Linked DNA regions of Homo sapiens: region 1 is linked to region 2. A link is a contact called in ENCODE Hi-C or POLR2A ChIA-PET data. All regions are on one chromosome and are shown on one strand. Each heading gives the region's core, a stretch centred on a gene start or an enhancer-like site at or near the end of the contact. The rest is flanking DNA. Distances are from core to core; before and after follow the strand shown.

What was found. A loop is a pair of places that touch in the nucleus more often than their neighbours do. ChIA-PET counts read pairs that join two places held with the same protein, here RNA polymerase II (POLR2A). Pooled maps may share reads with other maps.
Region 1: a map of endothelial cell of umbilical vein shows a loop between it and region 2 (6-fold over the local background). The contact joins the promoter of LINC01013 here to the enhancer-like site in region 2. A Hi-C loop is called at or near these places in 1 of 168 maps with a recorded cell type or tissue (endothelial cell of umbilical vein) and 5 of 50 pooled maps. POLR2A ChIA-PET finds 5 or more read pairs at or near these places in 3 of 52 experiments (AG04450, H1 and endothelial cell of umbilical vein).

The regions. Positions count from the first base shown.
Region 1 is chr6:132,128,541-132,134,808 of GRCh38, forward strand. It overlaps LINC01013 (long intergenic non-protein coding RNA 1013), which reads left to right and starts at 4,032. Exons shown (of 6, transcript NR_187602.1): 1 at 4,032-4,171; 2 at 5,732-5,943. RefSeq lists enhancers at 3,397-4,596, 4,365-4,866.
Region 2 is chr6:131,978,795-131,985,141 of GRCh38, forward strand. All of the region lies in intron 2 of CCN2-AS1 (CCN2 antisense RNA 1), which reads left to right. Among named protein-coding and RNA genes, the nearest start is that of CCN2, 31 kb to the left of the region's middle. Within about 2 kb of position 2,422, at least 4 of the 41 ENCODE cell types and tissues checked have a DNase peak (open chromatin) inside an H3K27ac peak, as active enhancers do; they include endothelial cell of umbilical vein, where a contact is called at or near this core.

The DNA of each region.
Region 1 (6,268 bases), core at 2,782-5,281, 150 kb after region 2:
TGATCTAATACAGGAGTTGGCAAACTACAGCCTGTGGGCCAAATCTGGCCTACAATCTGTTTGCATAAATAAAGTTTTATTGGAATTCAGCCAGGCCCATTGGTGTATGGATTGTCTATGGTTGATTTTGCACAGTCACGCACAGTTGCAACAGAGACCATATGGTCCACAAAGCCTAAATATTTACTGCTTGAACCCTTACAAAAAAAGTTTGCCAATCTTATCTAATGTTGTTTAAAATACATTTTTTTCTGTGAGATTTTCATATGCAAAAGTGACAACTATATCAAGAGCAATGGAATATTTTCCTTACTTTCATGACTGAACAACATAGATCACTAGTCTGATGGAGCAGCTTTAAGAAGATTCAAGAAGTGGCTCCAAAGAAAAACACTGTGATATTAATGAAATATTTCATGTTTTTCTGCCTTACACATACATAATTACCCTGACTGGAGTATGGAGGTCTGACTGCAAAGTTCCAATATTATCACACAAAAAAATTATAGGGCTAGCTAAATCAGCTGAATATTAGATCAGAGATCACCAAGGAGCTACTCATTGGCTGAGTGTGGCCCGTTGCCATCATACACTTGTCCTCAAATCTTGACTCTAAAATTTTTGAGACAAAATATTTGAAATTAACTCAATTTCACGTTAAAATAGAGTTTCCCATTTCTCTTGAAAAATCACAATTGAACAGCAGTAGGCCTCCATTTCTGCTTGAAGGTGACCCACTGGAGAAGCAGTTTCCACATTAGGACCAATGGGGTGTCCATGCTCCAGATTACTCCTATTTCTACCATTCCCCAAAGTGTTCTTGACTCAACATTAAGCATTGCTGGCCATTTAAAACATGCATAGGTTGTTATTTTCCTCAGTAAAGAACTTTCTCAGTAAGCGTTCTCTTTTAAAAGTAGGATAAATAAAGATGAAACAAGAAGATTATGTTTAAAAAATGAATTTTCTGGCCAGGTGCGGTGGCTCATGCCTGTAATCTCAGCTCTTTGGGAAGCCAAGGCGGGTGGATCACGAGGTCAGGAGTTCGAGACCAGCCTGGCCAAGATGGTGAAACCCCGTCTCTACTAAAAAGACAAAAATTAACCGGGCGTAGTGGTGGACACCTGTAATCCCAGATACTCAGGAGGCTGAGGCAGAGAATTTCTTGAACCCAGGAGGCAGAGGTTGCAGTGAGCTGAGATCACACCACTGCACTCCAGCCTGGGTGACAGAGTGAGACTATGTTTCAAAAAAAAAAAAAGAATTTTCTTACATTCAGCAGGCCCTTGGTATCAGCAGGGTGGGGATAAGGGTGAGGTTTGAGGAAGGGATTGGTTCTAAGACACAGATTGTTCAAGTTCCTTGTATAAATGTAGTATTTGCATGTAAGGTACACGCATCCTCCCTATATTTTAAATCGCCTCTAGATTACTTATAATACCTAATACAATGTAAATGGCATGTAAATGGCTATCTTATTTTTTTAATTGTATTATTTTTTATTGTTGTATTATTGTTTTCAAAAATATTTTCAATGCAAGGTTAATTGAATCTGCTAGTGTGGAACTGCGGATATGGAGAACTGACTGTATTTAATATGCAAGCAAAGAGTATGCAATCTGCAGCTATTTTGCTCACTTATGTTCTTTCCTAGACCATGTAGATACGATAGTTTGAGATTAGTGTCTTAGACCCATAAAGAAAAGCATCTGGACAAATATTTGGATTTATTTTAGTGGTTGAAACACACGATTGAAGAAGCTTGGAGACCACAGTCTTGGTAACCCAGAGGGGATCTGGGAGCTCATCACATCCAAACCTTCATTTTAGCAATAAAGCATCTGAAGCTTCCCCCACATCCTAGGAGAAATGATCTGGTCAAAAGCACAGTGTGTCAGCAGCCAAGGCCAACTCTCTAATTCCCACTCCAGGGGTGTTGAGAAAATGAGACCAATAGAGTGATAAAGAATTCCCCTGAAATAGCTGGGCAACTTGTAGGAACCTGTCAAACTTCTTCCTCCAGCGTAGCACAAATTTTAATTGGTGGTACCTAGAACAGTTTCCATTTTTGTGAAAAATGGCATCTGATCAATTTCCTCACTTCCAGTAGAGGCCGCCTGCTGTGGCTGCATTTCTACTGGCCAGTTCTCATTGGCCAGCATCTGCCTTCTTTTCCTGTGGAAATAGAACTTACGGGCAGGAGAAAGGACATATTTGGTAATGTTACGCTCCTCAGCTTCCTGCTCCGGCTGTCTCAGCTGCAAAATGTCAAGGGAAAAAATATCCCTCCAACTTGGAAGGAATTCCAGACAGACCCTGATGCCTGCAAATTTGTCAGAGGGAGCCAAGTCCAGAAAAGCAGAACATGAAGAAGGTTCATTATTTGACTTCAAGAGACATTCAAATAATCAGACACTCTGGTATTTATGATTTTCCCCATTTCAGATGGTCTGTAGTTCACAACATTCCCCTCCCTTTACCGCTGATTCTGAGCTTCCTTTTACGTTAAACCTCAACAGTTATAAAAAGACTCTCACATTACTTGTAAGCCACAGGCACTACTAGGAGACACTGTGTTCACACAGGGCTGTTTAGGGCTGGGGAAGGGCAGCTCTTTTTGATTATTAGTCTGGGGAGGCCAGGCCAGGAAGTCAGGCTCACTTCACCCTGACCACGCCACCGGAGTCCTCATGTAGCTCCCAAGTCTGTGCCAACGCTTCCTGCCACTCACAGCACCAAATGCGATGATCTTTACTAAAAAGCACTTATTTCCGTTGGCTTTCTTATTCATTTAGGCTTTTCTTTTCCTGGGGGGCAGTGGCGGGTGGAATAGCCAGTTTATCCTGACTTCCACATTGTGAATATTCCACCAGGACTGTTTATAAAGTTGAGTTTGGGGGGATCTTCATCTTTCTCCTGGCATTCAATGCATTTTCTGTCTCCTTTAGAACTGTTGCCACATGCTGGCAAAAAGATAAGGAAACTGAATTTGTAATCCAAACCTCGTTAAATTGCTGCACACACATTTTCCCTTCTACTTCTTGCTGTCTGTTTCTAAATGCCATGCTATCTGTTTGTACTCAGTCACCTGAAATCCTTATTTGGGTTCTCCAACAGGCACGAAGGCATCCAAATATCAATTTTAGTAATGGGTGGAAATGCCCACATGAGGAGTGGGATGTTCAGTCTTAACATGTGGTCTCTATGAATAAGGGTCTTCATTTTTTCTTTTCCTAAACGGTCCAGCTCCTCTACGCTGGTTTTGCTCCTCAACAGTCCAAGGTTTGTGCTACTTCCATGGTGATCATCTGTTAGGTCATAAACATTAGATTGTGGCATCACTGAATGAGTCAGTTGGGAGGAAGCTGGGCTGGAAATACAGCTGAGAGCCTCTGTTGACAGATGGATGCCTTCTTAATCACAGCCTGTGTGGGTAAAGGGAAAGCCTTGCCTGGCCAACCCCTCCCACTCCCACCCCCACCTCCTGCATTGATTCACAAACCTGGACTGCTCTGGAGGAGGCTGGGAAAGTCCATCCCCAGGGAATACCACTTTTTTCCTCTTCTGTGCCTCTCACAGGACACCCACATGACTAGGAGGAGGCAGAAAGTGAATAGGGAGCTCTTATTACTTTTTGAGTGTCAGCAAGGTAAACCTGCTTTCATTTGCTTTTCCAAATCCTAAACGTTTCCCTCTTAAACTGTTGATATTGTTAGCATTGTTCGTTTCTCAGTGTGTGTCCATCTGCCTTGTCTGTAAAATGGGCATAATAAGAGCTCACCTTTCAGAAAGCAGTGGGTAGGGCTAGATGGTATAATTATGTTCCCTTTCATCAGTTTTCCCTATCTCTACTAAGCACCAGGTGCTATTGGAAAAATTACCTTTTTATCAGATTTTTAAAATACAGTTGCCTGAGCACATATTTAATTTTAGAAGAAATAGTTTAATAGTTCTAAATGTGGGGTTTCAGAGAGCCCTATGTCAAGAGCCGCTGTACACTAGGTTGCTAGGAGACTGGACAGCCAAAGAAACAATGCCCTTTCCTGTGACCACTATCAAGAACTGCTCAGGATTCCTGCCAGCCTGTTAGCCTTTATCGTTCAGTCATTTTAGACCTCAAAAAGAACATTCCATCAAGGGATCAGGTTCTATCATCTCACTGGAATGCAATGTAAGACCCCAGAAACTCTAGTACAAACAAATTTACTATGGCTCAGATTAATAATAGATAGCACTTGAATGTGTGCCCCAGTTGTGCTCCCTCTCTGCTAAGGATAGGACAAATGAAAATAAATTGCAAATTCAGCAGGGAGATTCAGACCAAACATAAGGAAGAACTTCTGCCATTAAGGACATAGAAGTTGTGAAGTTTGCCCCTTGGGAAGAGTTGTTTAGATTAGCCTGAAAGAGCGTATTTGAAGGATGAAGATGCAGCCCTCACTGGCAATGGAGGACAAGGTGATATGATTTCCTAGGTTTTCTTCAAGACCCAAGATTCTCCTAGTTGTGGAAAAGTGACTCTGTGCATTACTCACCACTATTAAGATTGTTATTCATGATCAGGCCTGAGTGAAAGCCCGGCTACTCTTACATAACAAAGGCAGATTCTCAGTGTTGGAAGATAACTGAGGAGCCATTCATTTCATCCCTCTTCTTTCACCAGTGAAAAATCGGAGACACAAAGCATTCATTGCCACATGGCCAGCAGAAGAGCTGGGCCTAGGACCAGGACCCCTCAGGCTCTCTGTGCTGTGTGCTGTACTACACCATATTTTCACTAATAATATAGGTCTATTTAAAACATAGCTTCATCTCTGGACCACTGCAGATTTTACATTCTAAAAATGCTTTTATAAGAATTCTGTTTATGACATGAGCAGCACTGAAGCAGAAATCTGAGGAACTCTGGGGATTGGTGTGGCTAAAGATCACAATTTACAAGAATAGTTTAGGCAAAGCACAAAAGAGGAAATGTTATTTATATGAGCTCATTTCTACTCACCAAAACATTTAAAAATTAAACTCAAGACCCAACAACTTTTTCCTTTTCTTAGCCCAACATGAGAGGCTTACACATGTACCCCTTTTCCCCAAACTTGTGAACTTGTCTGATATGTAGTCTCAAGTTTATAAGCTTCCCTTAGAAAAAGTTCTATTTCATTTCTACAAATCATACTTCTCTCATTTTATAATCCTTGAAATGGATAGTGCTGCCTCATCTTAGATGAGGCATTCAACAGTTTTAATTTCTAAGTTATAAATTATTATTTCTTCTTCTTTTTTAAACGTCTTAGAGACAAATCTGTCTATTTCACATAGGAAGCCAGTTGAGTTGTTCCTCACGCTTTCCCCACGAAGCTGCATCTGAAGGACTTCCTCACCCCCCCGCTGTGATCACAAGTTATGCCTCACAGATTCATTTCCTTATGAATGACTTCAGGAAGCCAGCATTTTTAATAAATAGGAAGTAAATTATATTTAATGACTAAATTCTCACCTAAAGTTGATACTAATATTACAATAACTCTCTTGTGCCCTATTTTGGTGTTTTAAACTTCTTTGCTGTACATTTAAGAAAATCAGAATTTCAGTAGACTCCTCGTGCAGTCTGAGGAGGCAGTTTCCTATCTGGTTTGACTTAAGGGGCTGCAGAAGACATTCTTATCCCACATATTTCTTCTGCTGATCAGTCAGCAACTGAAATTCCAACTAATGGATTCCATTCTTCCAGTTAAGACATCATCTCCAGAAAACTGTGCTAGTTGGCATCCAGCAGTGCCCAAGTATTATTTAACCCACTAGAACCTGTGACTGCATCAGCTTTATATCCTGGACCTCAGCCTGGAACAAAGGAGAGCTACACTTGGATACTAAACACAAGTGGTCTGGATAGATTATGCTGGGAAAAGAAGCCTGGAGCAGGCAGTACAGTGGGAGAACAAGGTAAGAATCAGGTAAAAGTTGCTATCACTGAATCACAGCTTTCTCTTTACTTGTTTTGGGGGACTGTATTTATATTACTTGTCTCTCAAGCATCCTTAATATATTTATTTACTTTCTCAAAAGTCTTTACTGTCATTAATCTATTTGGATTTTCAAACTGAGTCAGAAGCATACATTATGATATCATTAACTTGAGGATATGCTGGAACCAAAATGTCCTTCTAGAATAAATGTGTATTGGAGTAAGTAAAAAACTTAAGGGGAAAAACAGGAGAGCTACTACTCAACTTTTATGGTGGTTTACATGTGTTAGGTGAGGCAAAAA
Region 2 (6,347 bases), core at 1,172-3,671:
CTGCTGCCTTTGTGCTAAGTATGCTACCTGACACACGGTAGTTGCTTCATAAAAAGGGTCAAATTAAATGAAAGCAACAGCTCTCTTGGATGTTCTTGTTTTTCCTTAACCATTCTGGAATTTTACTTATTAAGCTTGTTGACTGGAATAATTGGATATATTGGCTTATTATAAAGTTTCCTGTATTAGATTAAACATGATTAACTTTCAGTTTCTGCCCTTTATTTTTCTTTAACCAAAAATAACCTCATTAATCCCCAGATATCATAATTTTTAGTATTGTGTTTTGGACTTAGATCTGTATCTCTCTATTTCACTCCCAAGGTACAGAGAGCAATGCGATAGAAAAACTGCTTACATGTGAGTAAATATTACGTTGAGCCGTATGAAATTCATATTTGAAAGTTTTTAACCTTTAGTAAAAAGATTCTTTAGGTTAAACTTAATGGATTGTTGTGTGTGTGTGTGTTTGTGTTTTTTTTTTTCTTGAGAAGAAGTCTCGCTCTGTCACCCAGGCTGGTGTGCAGTGGCATGATCTTGGCTCACTGCAACCTCTGCCTCCCAGGTTCAAGCGATTCTCCTGCCTCAGCCTCCTGAGTAGCTGGGACTACAGGTGCCCGCCCCATGCCCGGCTAATTTTTGTATTTTTAGTAGAGATGGGGTTTCACCATATTGGCCAGGCTGGTCTTGAACTCCTGACCTTGTGATCCACCTGCCTCAGCCTCTCAAAGTGCTGGGATTACAGGCATGAGCCACCACACCCGGCCATGTGTGTGTGTGTTTTAATAAAACATCTACAATGTCTACAAAAGAATACACATTTCTCTCTTTTTAGAGACAGAGTCTTGCTCTGTTGCCCAGGTAGAGTGCAGTGGTGCAGTCATAGATCACTGCAGCCTTGACCTCCTGAGCACAAGTGATCCTCTTGCCTCAGCCTCTTGAGTAGCTAAGACTACAGGCATGCACACCATGCCCGGCCTATTTTTTATTTTTATTTTTTGTAGAGATGAGGTCTTGCTATGTTGTCCAGGCTGGTCCCATATTCCTGGCCTCAAGTGAACCTCCAACCTCAGCCTCCCAAAGTGCTGGGATTACAAGCACAGGCCACTGTGCCCGGCAGAATAAACGTTTCTCTACAAACATTTCCATGATACACTCCAGGATGGAGAATAATGTCTGACCATAATGAATGATATTTGTGTTTTTCCATTTCTTTATCAATTTCTTCCCATCTGGATGTTCTGCGTCACAAAACCTTGCTTTCCTAGCTCCAACTATAATGTGCATATGTGCTGGATAATTTATCTCATATTCTTTGAGGCTTTGTGAGTATTATTAGAATGAGAGGAAACCATGGGTTCTTGTTTCATTGCTTTAACAAAAATTTACTGAGTGCCAACAAAAACAATATCTACCTCATGAACAAAAACCAAAAGACACAGCCCTTGCCTCCTTGGAATGTATTTGTTATGGTTTGTATTGCTTATATCAAATAGCTTTGTAAGTACTGCCATGCATCACTTTAGCAAGGGAGATACATTCCGAGAAATGAATCATTAGGCAATTTTGTCATTGTGAGAACATCATAATGTTTTTACTTAGATGCTATAGCCAACTACACACCTAAGCTACACAGTATAGCCTTTGCTCCTAGGCTGTAAACCTGCACAGCATGTTACTGTATTGAATACTGCAGGCAATTTTAACACAATGATAAGTATCTGTGTATCTAAACATAAAAAAGGTACAGTAAAAATACAGTATAAAAGCTTCACTATAATCTTATGAGACCACTGTCACATATATGGTCTATCATTGATCAAAACATACTCATGTGACACATGGTTGTAAGTGTAAAATTATAGCTGTGATGGGTGCTTTGAAGGAGAATGCATGATATTATATTTATGAGTATTAGTGGGAATTGATCAAATACATGAGGTCAGGGAGGGTCTTTCTGAGGTAGCGAAGGCTGAGCCAAGGTTAAGTGCAGCTGTTAACCTGATGAAAGGGGTCGAGCAGTAGGGATATGAAGCGATGCAATTCAGTTCAGTTCAGTGAACGTTTATAGAGTGCCTACCATGTGCCAGACACGATGCTTAGATGCTGGGAAATAAAATATGAATAAGACATGGTCTTTGCCCCCAGTAAATAGCTCACTATACAAAGGTTTCCTTGTCATTTAATTTATAAATTAGGAGAGCCACTCTTTATGTATTTATTTTGCTTCTGTGTAATTTGAGTTTTGTTTTCTCAGGATTGCCTCACTGAAGCAAGTCCTAAATCAAATACAGTCTTTGTCATGGAGTCAAAGTTTCACAAACAAACACGCATAGTTTGCTAGATTAAAGTCCAATAACGCTATTCTAGGCTTTACCATCAACTGAATGTGGTCCCACAGCATAGATCATGCCTGTTTCAGTCTGCCAACAGCGTGGCTCCAGGAAGGAAGCCTGACTGCTGCAGAACAAGAAATGCATTATGACTTTATCTTTTTTCTAAACCATTAGCTGAAATTACTAAATTATTAACCCAGCCATATAAATGAATTATAAACATAGCATATGTGCATTTGATTAATCTGTTTTTCATGTCAAGTGTTATACAGACCTGGGGTACAAACTCATGGGGATACTTAAGTAACACACAGATGAAGTATAAAGGGTGTAAACCAAGGGAGAGGCAGGAAGTGTGGCAAAATGGTGATTGCCAAAACAGCAAAAGAAAAACAAAGAAACCAAACAATGCACACCACAGCCAGATTTTTGCCCCAGCCTATAGGGCACCTCTCCATTCTCTGCACCCACCTAAAGCACATTCTAGAACGGTCATTATTACTCCCACCTTTGGTCTAGGCCCCTTCGTTATCTTTCTGATTCTGGCATTCTTCGCTTATTCTAGAATTTACTAACTTTTGGCCTGCTTGGTTCTTGCTGTGATCTTGGTGGAGAACTTGCCTTGGGCTAGTTCTGAGCTACAGATCCTCCACTCCTTTGCTTTGCCTTGTCTGGACCTCTGCACCACCATGCTTCAGAACCCCAAGACCCTGCTCTGACCACCACGCTGCTGGGCCTGCTCCTTTTGCTAGGATGGACAGACCTCCAGGAAGGGATGGATGAGAAGGCCAGTGACACCTAGATCTGTGTCTCTGTCCTGCTGTCTCATTTCATTATTTTCTAAGTTTTCACTCTTCTTTGCAGGGACTCACAAATTTCCTTTATAGGTTAGTATCAATGTATTATACTATTAAGGCTCTTGTCCTGGCCTCAAATCCTAAACAGCTTTTCTTTTTCTCATGTGTTTGTTTATTTATTTATTTTAGGAGGTGTACTTCATCTTTGGGACTTATTTATTAGGGGACAAGTAATATTTCCAGGTTACAGAAGAGGGCATTTCCATATTGCAACGTTAAGGGCCTTGTCCATCCTCATTTATTATGGAGCAATCAAGTAAAAAAGAATAATAGCTCCCAAATTTGGTTTCTTATTTGCGTATGCACAATCAATATTGTACAGATCCTATAACTATATTAACCAAATGGTTGAGCATTAGTGGTTTAAGTTAATAAAGTAAGAAGTTTAAAGACTCTTTTTTAAGAAATTAAGTTAGAGGAAGCATTAAGTGGCCTTTTGGAAGATGCAAAATATACCCCTATATTCACAATCTATAAAACTTTTGAGACTTAACTTTTGAGACTTCAGTGTGTTGTGTTTTTAGCAATTCCACACTCTTCCCATGAAGCGTTATTATTATCAACGCTGTTGAAGGTAGCTGTGATTTTTGCCTAAAATCTCTAAGTGAAGGTTATGAATAGCATTGTCAGACTCCCTGGCAAGTTGTTTGTGCATCTCATTTCCAGATTATTCTGTAAAAAGGAATTTACATGAATACCATTTTATCCATTAAGTAACTGTTTCTGCTTAATTTTTTTCTGGAAATATTTTAAACAATATACTCCAGTAATGAGCTAGCCTAAGATATTCTTGTGTTATTTTGGAGCCAGTTGCTAGTGACTCATAGCACACTGGGCATCCAAGCTATGGTTAACTGGTGGTCAAGTTAGGAAATTTTGTTCCCATTAACTCTTTCTTAGCCCAGGACATCTCTCCACTCAACTTTTATTCTTTTGATTCATCACACTCATAGTCTCTGCTTGGTGTTTTCAGACCAAAAGTAGAAGCAATGACATGCCATAAGAAGTATTGTTTCTGTTGCATTTCCAGCTTAGCCAAAACAGGAAATACAGGCCATTTTGTGGGAAAGCCCAATTTTGAAATATTTCCAACCCAAAAGGTTTGGATCAACTTTGGGTGAATGTCTGAACTTTTGGCTTCTTACTCACAATAAACCTTCTAACTTCAGGATTTTAGCACAATACTTACTTATACGATGATGTCAGCCGTATTTGGATTATGCTGACACATCAATCAGTTTACTTTTAAACCATTTTTACTTAATATGAGGATGAACTTGTAGCCAAAAAAAGATGCATAAAATTGTGTGAATCATAAGAAAGAATGCCTAATAGTGGAAAGAGCCATGATTTTCATAGTTTCAGGACTTTACTTATTTATTGTATAGTTTATTTAAAATGGGTCTTGTCTTAGTCCATTTCTGTTGCTTATTACAGAGTATCTGAAACTGGGTAATTTAAAAAGAAAAGGAATTTATTTCTTACAGTTGTGAAGGCTGACAAATCTAAGGTCAAGGGACTACATCTGGTTAGGTTCTTTGTACTGCAGAATCCTGAGATGGCACAGGGCACCATGGCAAAGGGGCTGAGTGTGCTAGCTCAGATATCTCTTCTTCTTCTAATAAAGGCATGGTCCCACTCCCATGAGTGGGGACCATGGGACTAATAGTAGCTCATTAGTCTACTAACCCATTAATCCATTAGTCCATGAATGGATCACTCCCTTCATGAGAGCTCTGCCAATCTCTTATTAAAGGGCCCACCTTTGATACTGCCACATTGGGAATTAGGTTTCAACATGAGTTTCAGAAGGGACAAACATTCAAACCATAGCAAGTCTATTATCATAAGGCTTTACTCATTAAATGAATGTTTGATGAAGAGATTTACTATCTAAAATAAATCCAGAAGCAGAAATTCTGGGTTAGGTAAAATAGCCTGATGACTCTTTTGGTAGGGAATATCAGGACCTGCCAAAAAATGAATTTAAATTACATTGCATCCTAAAAATTATTCAGCTGACTTTTCGTAATCCTGGGAGACAGAGGGAATTTAAACTTAGAACTTCATGTAGACTATGTGTATTTTATAGATTCATCAAGGTAAAAATCTAATTGACTGCATTAGCCAGAGAAGCCAGATAAGGTAACATTAATTGTACTCCAGGCAAGTAGAGTAGCCTTGGGCAATTTGTTGTGTTATTTTCCAACATCAGTGAGGAACTTAATCTTTTTGTTCTCTCCCGTATTTTGTGACTATGTAGATTGGCCATAGTGAACTGAATGGATTACACTATTTCATTTGTTCTCTTGGGATAGCTATCTAATGTGATCCTACACACCATTTATGGTTATCAAACATGATACGTGGTGAAGTAACTATGATTCCAGATAGAGTTGTTAAATAAATTGAGTTTACTTGCCTTCATAAGCTATGACTTGTTACACTTTTTTTAATCTTTGATTTTTGTATTAAAAGCAAGTTATCTGAAAGAAGGAAGATGAAAAAAAGTAATATCAAGGAGTATAAAATATAGAGATAAAGGAAGTATATTAAGAGGAATCAGAGCCTTTAAGCTTTAACCCTTATTGGAAAAGATATTTAACTCAATATTTGTTGAAGTTCTGAAATGACTGAATAGTTCTTTTTATTCCATGTCTTCTTGCTTCCATTTAGCTGGAATGTACTGGGCAGGATTAGAAATGGCTGTTCTTTCAGTTTTTTATGGTTTAAACTAAAAGCAAAGTGCCAGAATTCTTAAAAGTAATCTCTCTTTGTGAGATTCCAAGCCCCTGTGCAGACTCTGAAAGTGAAGACAACACCTAGGTTTCTTTTTTAAGAGTTTATGAAACTGTATATAACATGTTAACTTTTAAAATTAACTTTCCATTCCAAGTCAACCCCCCCACCCCAAAAACTTTCTCCAAAGCAAGAAAAACAAAGTAACAGACAGCTAATACCTGTTAAAATGCTGCACAAGCCAAACATTTTTCTATTGTGTCTGAATCACATGATATCCATTTTCCTCCTTAATTCTTGGAATAATATCACTCACAATTTAAGATCTTACATTTCAGATTTTTTAGCTCGAGCTGAATAATACTTGATGAGTTAGGAAGTCCTAACAGTGAATTTATAAAGAAAATGTTGACAG